Linked DNA regions of Homo sapiens: region 2 is linked to region 1. A link is an interaction called in ENCODE POLR2A ChIA-PET data of the cell type or tissue named here. Cell type or tissue: B cell. All regions are shown on one strand. Each heading gives the region's core, and the rest is flanking DNA. Links, peaks and the distances in the headings are about the cores only. Region 1 overlaps C2orf42 (chromosome 2 open reading frame 42). Region 2 has its middle 13 kb from the start of LINC01816.

The links. Peaks named below come from ENCODE experiments on the same cell type or tissue, not always from the same donor. Only the 100,000 strongest peaks of a DNase experiment are listed, where the experiment ranks them.
Region 2: POLR2A ChIA-PET joins it to region 1 with 10 read pairs; 21 of 35 experiments call an interaction of 5 or more read pairs at or near these places.

Annotation. Positions count from the first base shown.
Region 1 is chr2:70,177,785-70,186,115 of GRCh38, reverse strand. It overlaps C2orf42 (chromosome 2 open reading frame 42), which reads left to right. Exons shown (of 10, transcript NM_017880.3): 2 at 3,181-3,449; 3 at 4,119-4,953; 4 at 6,474-6,584. The coding sequence starts at 4,131. Among named protein-coding and RNA genes, the nearest start is that of C2orf42, 9.1 kb to the left of the region's middle. RefSeq lists an enhancer at 4,423-4,822. In B cell, for the core only: no CTCF peak of the experiment used is centred there; a DNase peak (open chromatin) is centred at 4,525; H3K4me3 peaks cover 972 bases; H3K27ac peaks cover 970 bases.
Region 2 is chr2:70,108,172-70,116,502 of GRCh38, reverse strand. No RefSeq gene overlaps it. Among named protein-coding and RNA genes, the nearest start is that of LINC01816, 13 kb to the left of the region's middle. RefSeq lists enhancers at 247-306, 327-516. In B cell, for the core only: no CTCF peak of the experiment used is centred there; DNase peaks (open chromatin) are centred at 135, 612 and 7,502; H3K4me3 peaks cover 1,583 bases; H3K27ac peaks cover 1,560 bases.

The DNA.
Region 1 (8,331 bases), core at 153-8,152:
GCTAGGAAGGAATGCTGTGTGAACAGGCTAATGACTCTACATCAGTGGCTTTTAACTGGGGCAGTTTTGCCTCCAGAGGACATTTGGCATTATCTGGAGACTTTTTTTTTTTTTTTTTTTTTACAATTAGGGATGGGGCCTGCTACCGGGATCTAGTGGGTAGAAACCAGGGATACTGTTAAACATTCTGCAATGCATAGGATAGCCCCCACAACAAAGAATTATCCAGTCCTAAATGTCAGCAGTGCCAAGGTGGAGAAACCCTGCTATGCATCTTATTTCACAAAGCACTTGTTTTCCTTAAAATATATATATATATGTGTGTGTGTATATATATATATGTGTGTATATATGTATGTGTGTGTGTGTTTGTGTGTGTGTGTATATATATATATTTTTTTTTGTGACAAAGTCTCACTCTGTTTCCCAGGCTGAAGTGCAGTGGTGCGATCTTGGCTCACTGCAACCTCTCTGCCTCCTGTGTTCAAGCAATTCTCATGCCTCAGCCTCCTGAGTAGCTGGGGTTATAGACATGTGCCATCATGCCTGCCTAATTTTTGTATTTTTAGTAGACACAGGTTTTCATCATGTTGGCTAGGCTGGTCTCGAACTCCTGGCCTCAAGTGACCCTCCCACCTCAGCCTCCCAAAGTGCTGGCAATTACAGGTGTGAGCCACTGTGCCTAGTCTTTTTAAAACTTTTTTTTTGACACGGAATTTCACTCTTGTCACCCATGCTGGAGTGCAATGGCGTGATCTCAGCTCACTGCAACCTCTGCCTCCCAGGTTCAAGTGATTCCCCTGCCTCAGCCTCCGGAGTAGCTGGGATTACAGACGTGCACCACCACGCCCAGATAATTTTTTTTGTTTGTATTATTAGTAGAGACAGGGTTTTACCATGTTGGCCAGGCTAGTCTTGAACTCCTGCCCTCAGGTGTTCCACCCGCCTCGGCCTCCCAAAGTGGTGGGATTACAGGCACGAGCCACTGCGCCCAGCCTAAAACATTTTTTTATTTTTATTTTTTTTGAGATGGAGTCTCACTCTGTCGCCCAGGCTGGAGTGCAGTGGCATGATCTCGGTTCACTGCAAGCTCTGTCTCCCGGGTTCACGCCATTCTCCTGCCTCAGCCTCCCAAGTAGCTGGGACTACAGGTGCCCGCCACCACGCCCGGCTAATTTTTTGTATTTTTAGTAGAGACAGGGTTTCACTGTGTTAGCCAGGATGGTCTTGATCTCCTGACCTTGTGATCCACCCACCTCGGCCTCCCAAAGTGCTGGGATTACAGGCATGAGCCACTGCGCCCGGCCTAAAACATTTTTTAAGAAGAATAGAGACCACTGGGCATGGTGGCTCACACCTGTAATCCCAGAACTTTGGGAGGCCGAGGCAGGAGGATTGCTTGAGCCCAGGAGTTCAAAGCCAGCCTGGGCAACATAGTGAGACCCCCATCTCTATAAAAAATTTATAATTAGCTGAGTGTAGTGGCACGTACCTGTGGTCTCAGCTATTTGAGAGTCTGAGGCAGGAGGATTGCTTGACCTTGGGAGGTCAAGGCTGCAGTGAGCCATGATCTGCACTCCATCTTTGACAACAGAGTGAGACTCTGTCTCAAAAAAAAAAAAAAAAAAAAAAAAAATAGGGCCAGGCACAGTGGTTCATGTCTGTAATCCCAGCACTTTGGGAGGCCAAGGCGGGCAGATCACTGGAGGTCAGGAGTTCAAAACCAGCCTGGCCAACATGGTGAAACCACATCTCTACTAAAAATACAAAAATTAGCCAGAGAATTGCTTGAGCCCGGGAGGCGGAGGTTGCAGTGAATCGAGATCACGTCACTGCACTCCATCCTGGGTGACAGAGCAAGACTGTCTCAAAACAATTTTTTTTTCTCTCTACATCTTCTATCCACTGATTAACAAATTGGAAAGTACAAATAAGAATAGTTTTAAAATGTCCACCTTTTCATTGGTGCTATGAACTAGTCCCCGACTGTAATTTTTACTGAGTAAATGAAGCTGTGTGGCTCACACTTATAATCCCAGCACTTTAAGAGGACAAGGCAGGAGGAGCGCTTGAGGCCAGGAGTTCGAGACCAGCCTGAGCAACAAAGTGAGACCCCTGTCTCTACCAAAAAATTTTTTAAAAATTAGCCAGGCATGGCAGCATGTACCTATAGTTTCAGCTACTTGGGAGGCTGAGGCAGGAAGATCACTTGAGCCCAGGAGGTTGAGTCTGCAGTAAGCTGTGATCACACCACTGCACTCCAGCCTGGGTAAGAGAGCAGAAAAATGCATAAAGCACTCAAAATGTGATGTATTACTATTAGGAAGGATGAGTTATTGACCAATTATATAACATAGCTCTAGGTGTGTTCTTTTTTTTTTTTTTTAAAGAGATGGGGTCGGCCGGGCGCATTGGCTCACGCCTGTAATCCCAGCACTTTGGGAGTCTGAGGTGGGCAGATCACGAGGTCAGGAGATCGAAACACAGTGAAACCCCGTCTCTACTAAAAATACAAAAAATTAGCCGGGCATGGTGGCATGTGCCCGTAGTCCCAGCTACTAAGGAGGCTGAGGCAGGAGAATCGCTTGAATCTGGGAAGTGGAGGTTGCAGTGAGCCGAGATTGCGCCACTGCACTCCAGCCTGGGTGAGCAGAGTGAGACTCCATCTCAAAGAAGAAAAAAAAAAAGAGATGGGGTCCTGCTCTGTCGCCAAGGCTGGGGTATAATGGCACAATTTGCAGCCTTGCTCTCCTGGACTCAGGTGATCCTCCCACCTCTGCCTCCAACGTAGCTGGGACTACAGGTGCACACCACCATGCCCAGCTAATTTTTAAATTTTTTTATAGAAATGAGGTCTCACTATGTTGTCCAGGCTGGTCTTGAACTCCTGGGCTCAAGTGATCCTCCACCTCAGCTTCCTAAATCTCTGGGATTACAGGAGTGAGCCACCATGCCAGACCTCTAAAGTGTTCTTGACAACCCCCTTTGTAATGACATTAGCACCTTTTTACCTTCCTTACAGTTGGAAGTACAAAACACTTAACCCATTTCCATAATCATTTCTGTCAAATATTTCTCAAGTAATTGTGAAAGACTTTGATTCCTATTCTGTTTGATTTCTAACGAAAGAATCATCCTGTCTTTGTATAACTTTAATATTTTTTCTTGTTTTACTCGCAGACTATCAAGATCTCCACTTAGGGAAGTGGGAATCTTATTTGCGGAACATTGGGCAGAAGCTTTGCCATTGGCTGGTGGAGAAGGAGGAGGCAGAATGTCTGCATTGTTACACCATACAGCTCAAACTTCAGAAGATTTTGGGTTAAGCAGTTATCATTAGTCTGCAAATGATCGTGTTTTCACCTGATCATTAGAAACTAATGAAACACCTTTTAAGTCTTATGAATTCAGGTTACACTGTTTTCCAGATGCCTTGGCAGCTGGTACAGGTAGGATTGGGCTAGGTTTTGTGGGGAATGATGGAAGGGAAAAAAACTCATCTTTCATGTTCTCTAATTCTTGCTGAAGTTAGACATCTGGGCATGTAAAGATTAGGTTAACTAACTTCCGTTGTTATATAGAACAGAGTTAAATCTGGAGAAATGCTTTGATTATTAGGATTTAAAAAAATAGGTATGAAAGGCAGTTTCCACTTTCATTTTGTTTGTAGGTTTAAATTTATGTTGTTTTGTGGTACAGTTTAAAAATAGTGGATAGCAGCCAGGCGCCGTGGCTCACACCTGTAATCCCAGCACTTTGGGAAGCTGAGGCAGGCGGATCACAAGGTCAGGAGTTCGAGGCCAGCCTGGCCAACATGGTCAAACCCCATCTCTACTAAAAATACAAAAATTAGCTGGGCGTGGTGGCGGGTGCCTATAGTCCCAGCTATTCGGGAGGCTGAGGCAGGAGAATCACTTGAACCCAGGAGGCGGAGGTTGCAGTGAGCCGAGATCGCGCCGCTGCACTCCAGCCTGGGCGACAGAGCGAGACTCCGTCTAAAAAAAAAAAATAGTAGATAGCTTTTTTATATTTTGCCTTCTGTACTAAATATCATAAGTGATTTTAACTTTTTGTGTGTGAAGGTATACTCATACTGTTGGATGTATTGTCTTTTGTAGGGCCTCTGAAAAATGGAACCAAATTCTCTGAGGACTAAAGTCCCAGCTTTCTTATCTGATTTGGGGAAGGCCACATTGAGGGGAATCAGAAAGTGTCCCCGATGTGGCACATACAATGGAACCCGGGGACTGAGCTGTAAGAACAAGACATGTGGAACCATATTCCGCTACGGTGCACGCAAGCAGCCTAGTGTTGAAGCTGTCAAAATCATTACAGGCTCTGATCTTCAGGTCTACTCAGTGCGGCAAAGAGACCGGGGCCCTGATTACCGATGCTTTGTGGAGCTCGGGGTTTCAGAGACAACAATCCAGACAGTGGATGGGACGATCATCACTCAGCTGAGCTCTGGACGGTGTTATGTCCCCTCATGCCTGAAAGCTGCCACTCAAGGCGTTGTGGAAAACCAGTGCCAGCACATCAAGCTGGCGGTGAACTGCCAGGCAGAGGCCACCCCTCTGACCCTGAAGAGCTCGGTCCTGAATGCAATGCAGGCCTCCCCGGAAACCAAACAGACCATCTGGCAGTTGGCCACGGAACCCACAGGTCCTCTGGTGCAGAGAATTACTAAAAACATCTTGGTGGTGAAATGCAAGGCAAGCCAGAAGCACAGTTTGGGGTATTTGCATACATCTTTTGTGCAGAAAGTCAGTGGCAAAAGCTTGCCTGAGCGCCGCTTCTTCTGCTCCTGTCAGACTCTGAAATCGCACAAGTCAAATGCCTCCAAGGATGAGACAGCCCAGAGATGCATTCATTTCTTTGCTTGCATCTGTGCCTTTGCCAGTGATGAGACACTGGCTCAGGAATTCTCAGACTTCCTAAATTTTGATTCCAGCGGTAGGTGGTATGGTTGATGTGGTTATTACGTTTTTCTAAAACTGCAATGAAAAGAGTTCCACTGATGCATTTGGAGATTGTCTTAGCAACCTTCAGAAACAGTTGCTAGATAATTCAAATGAAAAGTGTTCCTTCTTTTTTTTTTTTTTTTTTTTTTTTTTTGAGACAAGGTCTCACTTTGTTGCCCAGGCTAGAGTGCAGTGGCCTGATCACAGCTCACAGCAGCCTTGACCTCCCAGGCTCGAGATCCTACCACCTCAGTCCCCGCAGATAGCTAGGACCACAGGCACGTGCCACCATGCCTGGCTAATTTTTTTAATTTTTTGCAGATAGGGGTCTTACTTTGTTGCCGAGGCTGGTCTTGAACTCCTGGGCTGAAGCAGTCCTCCTGCCTCAACCTCCCAAAGTGCTGAGATCACAGGTGTGAGCCGCCACACCTGGTTGCATTCCTTCTTTCAGTCTCAGTCAGCACACTTGCATAAAGGTTGGTTGGTTGGTTGAAATTAATGATCAAGAGACAGAATCTCTTGATTTTTTTTTTTTTTTTTTTTTTTTGAGACAGAATCTTGCTCCATCACAAACGCTGGAGTGCAGTAGCACAACCTTGGCTCACCGCAACCCCTGCCTCCTGGGTTCAAGGAATCCTCATGCCTCAGTCTCCCAAGTAGCCGGGATTACAGGCGCCTGCCACCATGCCTGACCAATTTTTGTATTTTTAGTAGAGACAGGGTTTCTCCATGTTGGCCAGGCTGGTCTCAAACTCCTGGCCTCAGGTGATCTGCCTGCCTCAGCCTCCCAAAGTACTGGGATTACAGGCATGAGCCACTGCACCCAGTCTAAAGGAACTTATTTATTTATTTATATATTTATTGAGATGGAGTCTCACTCTGTCACCCAGGCTGGAATGCAATGGCGCAATCTCAGCTCACTGCAATCTCCACCTCCTGGGTTCAAGCGCTTCTCCTGCCTCAGCCTCCTGAGTAGCTGGGACTACAGGCATGTGCCACCATGCCTGGCTAATTTCTGTATTTTTAGTAGAGATGAGGTTTCACCATGTTGGCCAGGCTGGTCTCAAACTCCTGACCTCAGGTGATCCACCCGCCTCGGCCTCCCAGAGTGCTGGGATTACAGACGTGAGCCACCGCACCCGGCCCAAGGAACTTATTTTAAAACAAGCAATCACTCCATAATTTTTTTTTTGTTTTTGTTTTTGGTTTGTTTTTTGAGACAGCGTCTGCCTCTGTCGCCCAGGCTGGCATGCAGTGACATAATCACGGCTCATTACAGCCTTGACCCTCCTGGGCTAAAGTGATCCTCCCACTTCAGCCTCTCGAGTAGCTGGGAACACAGGCGTGGTAATTTTTTATTTTTTGTAGAGTTGGGGTCTGCCTATGTTGCCCAGCCTGGGATAATTCGTTTGGGGGATTTTTAAAAAGAAATTAACTTTTCGCTACATAGAGGCCTATACTTATACTTACCCTTGGATAGGATTAATAATTCAGAAATCTTCTTTTTTTTAGGTCTTAAAGAGATTATTGTACCCCAGTTAGGTTGCCATTCAGAATCAACAGTATCTGCTTGTGAGTCTACTGCCTCTAAGTCAAAGAAGAGGAGAAAGGATGAAGTATCTGGTAAGAGTCTGGTTGGTTGGTTTGGTGGTATTGTCTTTAGAGATTGTTTTACTGCGTTTTATGTCTTTGACTGAACCTCAGCAATTATAAGAAAATACTATATTTTATTTTATTTTTATTAAAATAAAGAGACAGGGGTCTTACCATCTTGCCCAGGCTGGCCTCGAACTCCAGGCCTTAAGTGATTCTCCCATCTTGGCCTCCCAGAGTGCTGGAATTATAGGTGTGAGCTATCACACCTGGCCAAGAAATATTATGTTTTTGTTCTTATGGGTTTTTTTCCTGAGAAAAGTTTTACTCTCCATTGATGATTCTTTTTCAAGTTAAGCTAAAAGTTTGATCCCTTAGCCAAAAATAAGATCCAACCAAATTCTACTTTTACTGTATATGTTTGTACATCCCTTAAACAGATTAATTTTATACCTTAATCTGCCTTAGGATAGTATTATGAAGTTTTCATCCATAGAGTGTTTAAAAAAATTTTGTGACAATGGTTATATTCCCCACACTAATTTAGAAATATAGGTTATTGTCTTCATTTTCAGTATATGGAGAAACACACACATACACACACCCACACACACATTTTTTTCTTTTTTTTTTTTTTGAGATGGAGTCTTGCTCTGTCGCCCAGGCTGGAGTGCAGTGGTGCGATCTCAGCTCACTGCAACCTCTGCCTCCCGGGTTCAAGCAATTCTCATATCAGCCTCCTGAGTAGCTGGGACTAAGGGTGCACGCCCAGTTAATTTTTATATTTTTAGTAGAGATGGGGTTTCACCATATTGGTCAGACTGGTCTTGAACTCCTGACCTCAGGTGATCCACCCGCTTTGGCTTCCCATAGTGCTGGGATTACAGGCCTGAGCCTGTAATAAGTAAGGCGTGAGCCGCTGCACCCAGCCTTATTTATTTATTTATTTATTTAGAGATGGAGTCTCGCTCTGTTGCCCAGGCTGGAGTACACTGATGCGATCTTCGGCTCACTGCAACCTCCACTGCCCAGGTTCAAGCAATTCTTCTGCCTCAGCCTCTTGAGTAGCTGGGATTACAGGCACCCACCACCATGCCTGCCTAATTTTTGTATTTTTAGTAGAGACGGGGTTTCGCCATGTTGGCCAGGCTGGTCTTGAACTCCTGACCTCAGGTGATCCACCCGCCTTGGCCTCCCAAAGTGCTGGGATTACAGGTGTGAGCCACTATGCCTGGCCAGGCCACATTTTTAAATTCAAATGCTTAATACTAGTGTCAGTTAAGGACTCTGATAAATCAATATGAAAATGGTGAAGTATCCTAGTAGGTAAGCATCAAGAGACCTAGAGTCTAAACAAAATGAAAATATTACTTGGTCCACACCCATGGACCAAACTCCAAACTTACTAGTAGACAGAGAAATGCAAACATTTTAGAAATGCAAAATTAAAACAGGATACCTTTTGCTACCAAATTAGCAAAGTTTGTGTGTTTTTTTGTTTGTTTGTTTGTTTGTTTTTTAAGAGATGAGTTCTCACTCTGTTGCCCAAGCTGGAGTGCAGGGGCACAATCATGGCTCACTGCAGCCTGGACCTCCTAGGCTCAAGAGATCCTCCTGCCTCAGCCTCCCAAGTAGCTGGGACTACAGGCACAAGCCACCATGCCTGGCTAATTTTTTGGTTTGTTTTTTGTAGAGACAGGGTTTCACTGTGTTGACCAGGCTGGTCTCAAACTCCTGACCTCAAGTGATCCTCCTGTCTCAGCCTCCCAAATTGTTG
Region 2 (8,331 bases), core at 30-8,029, 69 kb after region 1:
GGGCAGGTTTCCATGTCATGAGCCCCAAAGCACAGCTAAACCGAGTCAAATGCATGGCACACATTTTTCTTTTCTTTCTTCCGAAAGAGCCTTCAGGGGTTTCTGGAGAGTGAGCACAGCCTGCCTTCCAGGCACCTCTGAGCTTTCTTGGTTGTGTGCCTTTCATTTTCATTTGCCCTGAGCGGCCCTTGCACCCACTAAGCCCCCAAGGGTGACTTTGGAAGACAAGCTCCAGCAACCTTGGTGTAGTTAAGATGAGTTTTAACACTGAAGGATAAAGCGAGGCCAGAATTGCAGATATGCTGCCCAGGTTTGCAGCCCCTGATAATGGTGAAACCTTGAAGGGAGCAAACTGTGAGGCTGAGGCTGAATTGATAGCTCCAAATGTTGCCATGGAGGCTTCTCGGGTGACAGGCTACTTCTGTTCCCTTTTTCCTCCCCACAGAAAATTTTCTGCTGGGGACTTACCTGAGGGGACTGCCTGACTCACAGGGATTTCCCTCCTCTGGGAAGAGCCAACACCTAGGATGCACCCCAGTGGCCATGTCTAGGGTTCAGGACTCTGTCTCCCTGGGCAGAGCTGACTGATAGGGCTGTGGGCACCTAACACAGGCAGGCAAACCAGATTCTCTCTCCTAGGAATTTGAAACCTGAACAGAATCTCTGAGCCTGGCAAGCTTGGAGCAGTGTCACATGAATGCTCGTGTTTTAGAATGAAGGTCCCTCAGCTGCCGCGGTCCCTGCCTGTCTAGGGCTGTTTGTTAGCACTTCCTTTAGTCCCCGGAGCCACCCTAGGCTCCTTCTAATAATGTCCTGTTTTGATTAGGTAGTCAGAGTTGCTTTGGGAGGACTCAAAGCAAAACCAAGCCTAACAAGAAAGCCATTATAAGGAATGGGGCACTGGAAACAGCATGGACTTGGTTGATTTTTTTTTAAACTCTTCCCACACCCAAGGTAGTTTTGAATCTTAGTTTTCAACTGGCCAGCTGTATATATAAATTTACACAAGTTACCTTTTCTTTCTTTCTTTCTTTTTTTTTTTTTTTTGAGATGGAGATTTGCTCTTGTTGCCCAGGCTGGAGTGCAATGGTGCGATCTTGGCTCACTGCAACCTCCGCCTCCCAGGTTCAAGTGATTCTCCTGCCTCAGCTTTCCGAGTATCTGGGATTACAGGCATGCACCACCACATCTGGCTAATTTTGTATTTTTAGTAGAGACAGGGTTTCTCCATGTTGGTCAGGCTGGTCTTGAACTCCTTACCTCAGGTGATCCACCCCCTTTGGCCTCCCAGAATGCTGGGATTACAGGCGTGAGCCACGGCACCCAGCCACAAGTTACTTTTTCTAAGCTTTAATTTCCTTGACTATAAAATGGTAACCACTGGGTGCAGTGGCTCACTCTTGTAATCCCAGCCCTTTGGGAGGCTAAGGCAGGAGGATTGCTTGCAGCCAGGAATTCGACATCAGCCTAGGCAACATAGTGTGAACCCTCCCCCACACCCCCGCCAAAAAAATTAGCTGGGCATGGTGGTACACACCTAGGGTCCTAGCTACTTGGGAGGCTGAAGTGGAAGGATTGCTTGATGCCAGAAGGTTGAGGCTATGGTGAGCTATAATTGCGCCACTACGCTCCGTCCAGCCTGGGCAACAGAGGTCTACCCTGTCTTTTCTTTTCTTTTTTTTTTTTTGAGATGGAGTCTCACTCTGTCACCCAGGCTGGAGTGCAGTGGCGCAATCTCGGCTCACTGCAATCTCCGCCTCCCGGGTTCAAGCGATTCTCCAGCCTCAGCCTCCCGAGTGGCTGGGATTACAGGCACGTGCTATCACACCCAACTAATTTTTGTATTTTTAGTAGAGACGGGGTTTCACCATGTTGGACAAGATGGTCTCGACCTCCTGAGCTTGTGGTTCACCCACCTTGGCCTCCCAAAGTGCTGGGATTACAGGAGTGAGCCACTGCACCCAGCGAGACCCTGTCTTTATAAAACAAAAACAAAAACGTAAATGCTTTCTTTACAGTTTTAAAAATTGGGATCATCTACTTCATAAAATTGGTTCTTTGATTAGTCTAATGATATTTCTTGTGGTCCCACAGAGGCATTTTTGCTCATTTCCTAGCCCTCAGTGTGACAGATGGCTGAGGCTTCTGGGCATTGGTGATATTAGGGTACTTTAAATTTCACTACATTTAACATTTTGTTAAACCAGGAATCCTTTCTTTCTCCATCTTCTCTAGGAATCAAAGGTTTCAATACTTCTCCTACTTGAGATTTTTGTTTGTTTTATCTCTTTAAAAGCCCCCTCTACAGAAGGGCCAGGGGCATGGTGGTAGCAACTACACATCCAGGAAAGTCTTGAGTTTTTTGTTTGTTTTTTTGAGACAGGGTCTCACTCTGTCGCCCTGGCTGGGGTGCAGTGGCACGAACGCTACTCACTGCAGCCTCAACCTCCTGGGTTCAAGCGATCTTCCTGCCTCAGCCTCCCGAGTAGCTGGGACCACAGGCATGCACCACCATGGCTAACTAATTGTAAGATTTTTTTGCTGTTGTTGCCCAGGCTGGTCTTGAATTCTTGGCCTCAAGTGATCTTCCTGTCTTGGCTTCCCAAAATGCTGGGATTATAGGCGTGAGACATCGTGCCTGGCAGTCTTGTTTTTTTTCAATTGTAGTGAAATACACATAACATAAAGTTTACCATCTCAGCCATCTAAGTGTACATGGCATTAAGCACATTCACATTGTTGTGTAACCATAGGATGATCTTGTTTTAAAGCAATTTTAAATATTTAAATTGCATTGTATTTTAATTTTTCTGCTGTATGCAAAATTGTCATATGAATAAAAAACTTTTAAACCCTTTGTCAGACCACCTGTCTCTGTTTTTCAAACTGCAGTAACAGTATGAACTAGGTCAAGTCCTAAGCAGTTTTGAGCTCTGCCCTGGGGAACATTACTCAGAAGTTAGTGCTGGAAGGGAATTTAGGAGTTGTCCAGTCCATGGGCCTTCCTTGATTTACATGATTGCCCATTTAGTTGGTTATTCAGGCATCAAACCTTTACTGAGCCTCTGTGCCAGGAACTGGAAAGGGTACTGGGGGAAGAACACAGCTGGGGTGGCCAAGCCACTGTCCTTCCCAGTGGAGCTCATGGCTGTCCAGAGGCAGATACGGACTCAGGACAATAGGGAAAGGGGCTCAGTGAGCTGGAGAGTATGAGATGAGATTAAAAATGTAGCCTGGGACCAGATTTTAAAGGCTTCAAATGTCATAGAGAAGAGTTTAGATTTTCTTTTATTTTTTGCTACAGGTAATGGAGTCAGTGGGGTGGGAGTGGAGGTGGAGTCATGTGCATTTTAGAGTCAGTGCTGGCAGCATTGTAGATAGAGGGTGGGCTGGAGGGGTGCAAAATCAAGCTCAGTGAGAAACCTGTTGCACTCAGTAGCTTGGAAACATTAAATGTCTTTTAAAATCACACAGTGACAGAGCCAGGCCGACTGCCCAGCCCCAGGTTCTTTCTAAGCAAATGCAATAGGATGGATTTTTTCTTTTTTTTTTTTTTTTTTTTTGAGACGGAGTCTCACTCTGTCACCCAGGCTGGAGTGCAGTGGCTTGATCTCGGCTCACTGCAAGCTCCACCTCCCGGGTTCACGCCATTCTCCTGCCTCAGCCTCCCGAGTAGCTGGGACTATAGGCGCCCACCACGACGCCCGGCTAATTTTTTTTGTATTTTTAGTAGAGACGGGGTTTCACCAGGTTAGCCAGGATGGTCTCGATCTCCTGACCTTGTGATCCGCCCGCCTCGGCCTCCCAAAGTGCTGGGATTACAGGCGTGAGCCACCGTGCCCGGCAGGATGGATTTTTTCAAAACTTTGCAATACCGGATTTTGCCAGTATTTCCTTCTAAAGAAGGCTCTCTCCCACCCAGTCCATGTTCTTTCCCTCATTCCATTGCTAGTTTCCCCAAAGCCTCCCTGGGGAAAGGCCTCTCCTCAAGATTATACTACTAGGAATGAAACTTGCTAGAAAAATGTGAAGCATTCCTGAACACCACCTCCACACCAGCAGCAGGCTTTGCAATGCTATCTTTGTGCCTTCCAGATAAAGAGATCGAAGTTTCTCCAAGATCTGATTCCCCAGGCTGATTTACATGAGGGGGGGTGTCAGTGGGGAGGAGGGATAGGCATGATCTGCAGAGAGGATGCAGATGGAAATTTCTGTTCCAAAGGTGAAGTCTCTCATGGCTGACAGCACTGGATCGCATTAACAAGGAAACCAGCCCTGCTCTCTGGCTGTGGGATCAGACACAAAATCTAAGGAACAGTTTGACTTCAATCTAGAATCCTGCAATATCTAAGCTGGAAGAGTCCTTAGGCCTATCTAGGCCAACCCACCCATTTTATGAATGGGGAAATTGAGCCCCAGGAAGTGGGAGATCAGACCTGGAGACAAGTGCTCTTGGCTTTATGCCAAGTATCCTTTCCACAGCCTCCTGCTGCTCTCATCCAATAGTACATGTGTATGTGTGCATAGATTTATAAATAAGTAAAACTTGAAAGATAAATAAAACAACAGAAAGTGCCCTTAAGTGGCTGCATTTTTTAAAATGTGCCACACTGGGTGCCGTGGCGCATGCCTGTGGTCCCTGCTACTCCGGAGGCTGAGCCGAGAGAATCCCTTGAGGCCAGGAGTTTGAGGTTGTAGTGTGTTATGATCACATCTGTGAACAGTCACTGCGCCTCAGCCTGAGCAACATAGCGAGACCCCTTCTTTAGAAAGAATTATTATTATTTCTTTTTTGGGATGGAGTTTTGCTCTTGTTGCCCAGACTGGAGTGCAATGGCATGATCTTGGCAACCTCTGCCTCCACGGTTCAAGCAATTCTCCTGCCTCAGCCTCCCGAGTAGCTGGGATTACTGGCATGTGCCACCATGCCTGGCTAATTTTGTATTTTTAGTAGAGACAGGGTTTTTCCATGTTGGTCAGGCTGGTCTCGAACTCCCAATCTCAGGTGATCCGCCCGCCTTGGCCTCCCAAAGTGCTGGGATTACAGGCGTAAGCCACCGCGCCCCGCCCATTTCCTGTATCTCTTACTCTACCAGCATGTCATAAATGTTTAGCAATCTTTGTAAAAAAAAACAAAAAAAAAAAGGAAGACTAGGAAAGAGAGCAGACAGATTGCTATATCTTTCTATCAGGTTGAAAAAACATTTAAGGCTGGTGGGGTGGCTACACAGGAGGCTAAAGCGGGAGGATCACTTGGGCCCAGGAATTAGAGGCTGCAGTGAGCTAGGATTCTGTCAATGCATTCCAGCCTGGGTGATAAGAGTTGTTTGTTTTGTTTGAGAAATAGTCTCGCTCTGTTGCCCAGGCTGGAGTGCAGTGGCGGGATCTTGGCTCACTGCAACCATTGCCTCCCAGGTTCAAGTGATTCTCCTGCCTCAGCCTCCCGAGTAGCTGGGATTAAAGGTGTGTGCCACTATGCCCAGCTAATTTTTGTATTTTTAGTAGAGACGGGGTTTTGCCATGTTGTCCAGGCTGGTCTTGAACTCCTGACCTCAAGTGATCTGCCTTCCTCAGCCTCTCAAAGTGTGCTGGGATTACAGGCATGAGCCACTGTGCCCAGCTCGTAGTCAGTATTTTTAAAGTATTAATAAATTATTGAGTTTGGCCAGGTATGGTGGTTTATTAATCCCAGCACTTTGGGAGGCCAAGGCAGGAGGATCACCTTAGCCCAGGAGCTCGAGACCAGCCTGGACATAATAGCAAGAACCTATCTCTACAAAAAAGTAAAAGGTTAGCTTGGCATGGTGGTGAGCGCCTGTAGTCCCAGCTGCTCAGGAGGCTGAGGCAGGAGGAACACTTGAGCCCAGAGGTTTGAGGCTGCAGTGAGCCGTGAAAACAAAACAAACAAAAAATACACACACACACACACACACACACACACACAGATATATACATGGAGAGAGAGGTTTTTTTTTTTTTTTGAGACGGAGTCTCTATGTCTCCCAGGCTGGAGTGCAGTGGTGTGATCTCAGCTCACTGCAACCTCTTCCTCCCAGGTTCAAGCAATTCTCCTGCCTCAGCCTCCCGAGTGTCTGGAAGTACAGGCGCCCGCAACCATTCCCAGCTAATTTTTGTAATTTTATTAGAGACAGGGTTTTGCCATGTTGGCCAGGCTGGTCTCAAACTCCTGACTGCAGGTGATCTGCCCACCTTGGCCTCCCAAAGTGCTGGGATTACAGGTGTGAACCACTGTGCCCGGCCTATACTGAGCTATTTTAAACTCTTTCCCACCCCTGTACTAAGTCTAAAATCCGGCGTATGTTTTACATCTTTATTCAGACTAGCCATATTCCAAGTATTCAACTGCCGCATGTGACAAGTGGCTGCCGTGTTGGACAGGACAGGTTAAATGTTTCCTTCATGTCCCAAAACCTGCATATTGTAAGTTTTTATTAAATATGCACCCCTGGGGTGCCCTGTCTCCTGCTGAGGAACCCTCCTGACAGCAGCACATGCTCTGCTTAGACCTTCTCTTCCAGTTTGAGCCCGTTTGGAAAAAGCCAATGTATTTTAACTTACTATATCCCATCCTTGTGCAAACATTGCCATGCCTTTGCAAGATCCATTGGCTTCAACATCGCTTTGACTTGCCTGCTTACACCAGATTTATGACCATAGGAAGAAAGTTACATTTTCTGGTTCTTTTTTGTTTTTTGTTTTTTTTGAGAGGGAGTCTGGCTCTGTCGCCAGTCTGGAGTACAGTGGCACGATCTCGGCTCACTGCAACCTCCGCCTCCTGGGTTCAAGTGATTCTCCTGCCTCAGCCTCCCGAGTAGCTGGGACTATAGGTGCGGGCCACCACACCCAGTTACTTTTTGTTTTTGTTTTTGTTTTTTTTTTGAGATGGAGTCTCACTCTGTTGCCAGGCTGGAGTGAGGTGGCGCAGTCTTGGCTCACTGCAACCTCCACCTCCTGGGTTCAAGCAATTCTCCTGCCTCAGCCTCCTGAGTAGCTGAGACTACAGGCACGTGCCACCACACCCGGCTAATTTTTTGTATTTTTAGTAGAGACGGGGTTTCACCGTATTAGCCAGGATGATTTCGATCTCCTGAGCTCGTGATCTGCCCGCCTCAGCCTCCCAAAGTGCTGGGATTACAAGCGTGAGCCACCACGCCCTGCCTATTTTTGTATTTTTAGTAGAAACAGGGTTTCACCATGTGGGCCAGGATGGTCTCCATCTCTTGACCTCGTGATCCGCCTGCCTCGGCCTCCAAAAGTGCTGGGATTACACGCGTGAACCACCGCACCCGGCCTTCTGTCTTAATTTTCACAAAAGTATTTGGCCCCAAAGGCAGCCGATGCAGGGGCAGAGTGTGAATGTCACAGGAGCCTCTGTACCTGTGACTCTTCCCACCCAGGCCCCGCCCCGCTGGGGGTGGCAGCCCTGTGGCCTTTGCAGCCAAGCAGCATGAGTCATCTTGGTCACTTGTTAAACCTTAGCTTCAGACTCAGAGCCGCTTTTGTTTTTCAGTTGAATCGGCAGCCCCGGACACACACATACCCCACCACACACCCACACACAAGCACGCGCGCGCACATGCGCAGCCAACCAGGCTTAGTTCTTAAGTGGGAGAACATATTGTTTGTCATAATTAATGTCACATTCCTGAACCTGGCCTTTCTCTGCCACCCTAGGGGCTGATGGTCTCTGTCTGGGAAGCCCTGTATGCTATCAGTTAGGGCGGGAGGTTGGGGAAGAATTCAGATCCGACCAAAGGAACAAGGCAGGAATTCATCCTCCTGTGACTGAAGGGACGTCCACAACCCAAACAGGGCCCCACTATTCCAGCCAGGGCGGCAGAGCCTCTCCTTGTCCTCCCACCCAGGGTTGGAGATTTAAGTCTCCATACGTCTCAATTCACTTCTTAACCCCAGTGGTTCTCAACCATGGCTGCATGTTAGACTCACTCAGGGAGCTTAAAAAATTTCTGATGCTCAGGTCAAAAACCAGACCAATTAACTCAGAACCTTTGAGGCCTTTACTCTTTGACCAGGTAGATTTATGATTTACAGGCTCAGATGGAGCCATACGCTCCGTCCAGCAGTCCTTCAGTACTCTGGGGTCCACAGCCCCAACAGTTTCCAGGCCCAAGAACAGTGATTGGACACCCCCACTGCTCTCTGGGCCCCCTCTGTCCTTCCTCAGTCAGTGTGGTTGAGAAAGTGCAGGGAAAGGAACACTCCTTTTCTCCCACTTCAGAGAAAGCTAGCAGCGTCCCCACCACTGCTGGCCACACACCCTGTGACCTCTGTGCTTTGCTCCGTATGCTT